2 separate regions of the Homo sapiens genome follow, and region 2 is linked to region 1. The links are chromatin contacts, found by Hi-C or POLR2A ChIA-PET in ENCODE. All regions are on one chromosome and are shown on one strand. Each heading gives the region's core, a stretch centred on a gene start or an enhancer-like site at or near the end of the contact. The rest is flanking DNA. Distances are from core to core; before and after follow the strand shown.

Region 1 (2,583 bases), core at 26-2,525:
TTGGTTTCTTCAACTAACCTGAATAGTGATATCATATAAAAGAGAAAGATAAAGAATTTGATCAGCTGTGTGAGCATCATTATTTAATCTCTTTGTGTTTGCTTAGCCATCTGTAAAATGGATATAAGAGTTGTGGATCATACTTTAGTCAATGAGTTAATTCATTTTTCTCCAATTTGAAAGCTGTTCCCAGTTATAAATATGTAAATAATATGTAAAGAATCTGAGAAAAATTCAAATTGTCCACTTTTGTGAAGGTGCATTAATTCAAACCTGCAACAAATAAAAATTAACCTGTTCTTAAGCTAAAATAACATGATCTGACTTGTTTGTTCAGGCGTTATGGTAAGTGAGGCAGTAAGGAGATGGGTGGAGGGATGAGGGTCAAGAGAAAAGCTAACTGAAAGACAAGCCAGAGGTGCATTCTTTAAAATAATTTTGCTGCCTCCTTGATGAAGAGCAGCATGGAGTCCAGCATTAGACGGGGTGGCCACCTATTGCCTATTAGGACTGGCTTCAGATACACAGATAGTAGAAGTTCTCACCAGAGCCTAATTACTCTACTGAATTATCTCGCTTAGACTTCCTGGGGATTTCTTCCAATGTTAAAGTCAGCCTTGCTTAAATAAGCAAACAAAAAACCCACCTCCCCAACCCCTGCCTTATTCCTACTCCTACAAAAAGGCTATGAGTATGAAAATCCCTGGAGCTCAGGTAAAAGGATTTGCTGGAAAGCCAAACTTAACTTTTGACCCTTGAGGTCGACATATTCAAATTCTTGTTTTTTGTCCAACGTCTCCCTCCCTTTTCCCTCCTATGTTGATAATTTTATTATGCCCTTTTAAATCACTGCATATCCTTTCTGCAAAGAAAGGGGATATAATAAATAAAAGTAATAATTAAGTTCTACAGTTATGCTTTCCATAAAATCTCTACTCCACTGAGTGGAACTCCACCGGCTGCGAACTTAACCAAAGCTGGGCTAGACTTTGGTTAAAACACCAATTAAATTGGAATTAATTGTGGGAGAGCTGAGATTAGGATATTTCCTAGACTCAAGAACTTCCTTTGTGAAATTAGTCAATATTTAGATATCCAAGTTAGGTATGAAAGTGACAATGTTTATAGGGAGAAACAGTATGCTACTAACCTTAGTTAACAAACATAGAAAAAGGAAAAAGGAAGGTGAGGGAAGTGAAAGGTAACTGAATTCCTACCAAGCAATGAGTAATGTGTGTATCATCCCTGTGAAGCAGCTCTTTCTCCGTCCATTTTACAGATGATGAAACCAAAGCACAGAAAGATTAAGGGGCAAAGTCATAGGATTAGGTATTAGCAGAGCCTGTACTCTATACCACATCATACACTGCCTCCCTTCGAATTCATTCTTATAATTCCCACTATGTTTATGCCAATAAAAATTATTTTATTTGTTATAATAATAAGTAACTAATTTTAAGCAAGGGAAATTCAAAGTGGAAAGGTGAATAGAAAAAATAATAAGTGGCTGGGCCTGAAACTGCTGATTAAAAAGCTTTGGGAGAAAAAGAATGCCTTAAAAAGACAAAGCAGAAAAAAAATGTACCTTATTTTGGTAACCATGTTGCTACAGCAACATCATAATTATACACGAAGGGCTTTCAAAGTTATGCTGGTAATAAAAGATATACACATATACATAGGTCTATCAATATTGTTAAATAAGTATCAATCTCTTTAACCTTGCCAGTTTTAGTAACAAGGAAACCCAGGTAAACATTATTTATACTGATAGTAAAAACCCCTGTCAACTTCTATTTACTGTTTGCACATGTTCATGGAGAGAAGAAATAAAAGAAAATAGTATGTTCTATACCTAAGGACTTTGGTCTGGAGCACAATCTAGTGTTGGTGTGGGAGAAAAATGAAAAGATAATAAAAAGATTAGCTGATCTTAGATCTACATGTTATAAATAAGCTTGTTTAGGTTCCTCAAAGTTCAAGTAATGCATAGCACAAACATCAATGTAATAAATTCATACTTACACATCTAGACAAAAAAAGTGATATGAACTTCTAGATTTAAAATTATTTTTTAATGGCCCTGTGTCTACTGGAGCCATTTTTCAATGGCCTGAAAATGAATGTTTTTCCACAATGGTACTCAACGTTTTTTCCCTGCCTTTCCCATGTTCCTATGCCCAAGCAGACTTCCATCAGTAACAGTCCTCATTTTACTGTAGGAATTCTTACCACACCCCAAAATGGGCAAATCAGAATCTCAAGAGAGATGTGAGGGATTGAAAAGGCCCCAGAGATTGAAAATAGTTCCCTAGGAAGTAGGCCCCATCCCATAAGAACTACAGTTCTGCATCAGTTCTTTGTTCTATCAAATCTTGATTATTCAAAATTAAGTTGTCCCAATCATTTTTAGCATAAATGCCCTTTACACTACTTCCATAAACACCAAAAAGTGCTGCAAAAGTACAAAAAGCAGAAGCCTGGATGAGACATGTATAAAAGATAAGACCTTTTATAAAGGGAGTTGTTGATGTATTTATTTTCTCAAGATACTATTTTTCTTCCTCTCAGTGAATGAAATTA
Region 2 (2,583 bases), core at 61-2,560, 220 kb before region 1:
GTGCAGGTGTCTTCACCTCTGCATTAGGCATTCGATGTCAGGCCATGGCTGAGCATCCATCCTCTCTATGCTAATTTTTTCCAAAAGTCAAGAGTTTGGAAGAACACTAATGTGTTTTTCTTCCAGCCTTTCCTATACAAATGACAACATCATTACCCTCAGCTTTTAAAGTGCAAGTCTGTACAGAGATCCCAGAGTCAAGGAGGGCGCCTGAGTCATTTGAAATAATTACCTTTTTTTTTTCCTGCCTGAGTCTTGCATATCTGTGAATCAGCAATGTGGAAACTGGGCTTCAAAAAAATTAAGGGAGGCTTAAAGTGAGCAAAGCAGAGAAGAGCATTGGCAAGAGCTGAGCGCTGCCACAGCAGGAACATCATGCCGATCGTCATCTAAGGGAGCTCATGGTGCTGTCTGCCTCCTCTTAGCAACATCCACACAGGCTGGTACAGTCAGATCATTGTGACTTGGACAGGGATGAAAATACTCAGCTGACACCAATAGCTCCCAGCACAGCCAGGGTATTCTAGAGGTGTGTGGTGTCAGGACAGCCTGTGCGGCCTCATTTATTTACCTGAGTCATCTGAACAAAGCGGTGACTGGCTTTGCCTGGCTCTGGCAAGGACTCGCAACAAAGCCAAAGCCTCTTCCTCCACGGCCTTTGCTCCTGCAGCACAGCACTGGCATCTTTTTAGCATCATAGACACTGTCACGTGGCAATCAATGACAGATGAACTGTCCCTTCCCTGGGCCACAAGCTCTTCAAGGCGGGAGCCTCAGCCCAGTTTCTTCCATGTCTCCAGCGCCCAGCACAGGGCCTGGCTTCTAGCTGGTTTCTGATGAATAAACGAATGGCTATAGAGATGTACTCTTCAAAACACAAGGGGCTTCTATAGTGGCAACATGTTCAGTAGCACAGTGCTGTATTGGTTCTTTACAGCTTGCAGGACCCAAAGAAGGAATGATTTTTGTTTCCCGGGAAAGGTGTACCTCGTGGGGGCACTGCTCAAGGGAAGGTGCCCACAAGTTGGGGATCAAGGGAGGCACAGGTTGATCAAAGCCCCTGGAATTGAAATGGAGGTGTTCATCCTGCGGAGGCTCCGAACATCTGAGGCAGAGCCTCGATTCTCCAGGAAATTGACTTTGCCGGAGAACAAGGCTGGGGAAGGCAGGCTGTCCTAGGGGAGGAGTCGTATTTCAGCCCCACTGAGACCCCAAAGGCGCACTCCCATGCTTTACCCCAGCTGTCCACCAGGGGGCAGGCAGAGGCAAGAGAAGAGGAAAGCGGGCGGCTGGTCAGGCCCAGCACATCCAGCCTGGCATCCCACACGCTGGGCTGCCTGACTCAGACAAAGCCAGGCCGCTCCTCCTGCCTGTTGTGGCCTCTGTGATTTTATATGGTTTGGCCTGTGACATCAGACACCACGCGACCATGGTAACCAAAGTATACAGCCTGGAGTGAATGTTAATAAACAGGAAAGAAATGATACCTGGTGTCTTGCTTTACTCACCATTTGCGGTCTTGTTATCCACGCCTAATGTCTCCTTTATTACCACGAGCAATCGAGATGTACCTGAATTCAGCAAGTTTTAAAAATGAAAAGCTAAACTGGGGAAATGTGAGTTGGTTTCCTTGTTTAACTAACTTTGAAAATAGTGCCATGAGTGACCACTGCCTCTTGATATCCTGCTCAGCATTCCTCTTACGTACAAACATGTAATTTAAAGGGAAAATTATTTCCTTGACAATCCCCACATGCCTTCAAAAGTCATTTTCCCCAAAGAAACGTCAGGTGATGGGATCCCTTAATTGGTTAAAGTTTTTCCTAATATCCTCAAGGATTGAAGAAAAACAGCACACCTGTCTTCCTATACAAATTATCATCCTATACAAATTAATGGGCCCAGAGGCCCAGATCTAAAACAAACTAGGACTGAGTATAAAGGAATAAATGTTTTACCAGGCCAGATCACAGAAGTGAAAATCTTTGTGTAGAGATGAGAGCTGCTTCATACAACATCAGAGAGTTTGAAGGTTATAGTTCTCCTGCCTACCAAGAATATCTGATTAGAAGCTTTTTAAACTTTGCCTTAGTGAAGTTAAAGACTCTTTAATAAATTGCATCTTTAATTAGAATAAGAACAAACCAATCATATTACATGAACCAATAGAGAATGATAAAACAGTCCTAAAAGAAATGGTTTTCTAATGGAATCAGAATTCATATGCAAACCTTTTCATGCTGCAGACTTTTTTGAAAAGTCCCGATTTCATTCCAATAGTATTCACAGCTGAGAAATATCTTTTAAAGATATAGCATGATATCAAGTTACTTTAATAGTTTGCAAAATGCTCTCAAGAATTACCTAAAAATATGCAGTTTCTATGATACCATAGATGAGTTCATCTAAAATTGTTTGATCTTCAATTAAAAACATAAACACACTTGGATATATTTGGACACAGATGTTGCCAGAGTTTCCAGATTTCATTGTTCAAAGGTATTTCATAAATATGAAAAAATGTGTTCAGAAGGCGTCCATCTGATTGGGTATTCAGGCTTACAAAGAAAGTAATTACAGGGG

The links. A loop is a pair of places that touch in the nucleus more often than their neighbours do. ChIA-PET counts read pairs that join two places held with the same protein, here RNA polymerase II (POLR2A). Pooled maps may share reads with other maps.
Region 2: a map of PC-3 shows a loop between it and region 1 (8-fold over the local background). The contact joins the promoter of LINC02029 here to the enhancer-like site in region 1. A Hi-C loop is called at or near these places in 1 of 168 maps with a recorded cell type or tissue (PC-3) and 3 of 50 pooled maps. POLR2A ChIA-PET finds 5 or more read pairs at or near these places in 2 of 52 experiments (PC-3 and activated T-cell).

Annotation. Positions count from the first base shown.
Region 1 is chr3:156,861,188-156,863,770 of GRCh38, reverse strand. All of the region lies in intron 3 of LEKR1 (leucine, glutamate and lysine rich 1), which reads right to left. Among named protein-coding and RNA genes, the nearest start is that of LEKR1, 36 kb to the right of the region's middle. Within about 2 kb of position 1,275, at least 2 of the 41 ENCODE cell types and tissues checked have a DNase peak (open chromatin) inside an H3K27ac peak, as active enhancers do; they include PC-3, where a contact is called at or near this core.
Region 2 is chr3:157,080,568-157,083,150 of GRCh38, reverse strand. It overlaps LINC02029 (long intergenic non-protein coding RNA 2029), which reads right to left and starts at 1,310. Exons shown (of 3, transcript NR_135546.1): 1 at 233-1,310. LINC00880 (long intergenic non-protein coding RNA 880) reads left to right here. Exons shown (of 4, transcript NR_034007.1): 4 at 1-1,484.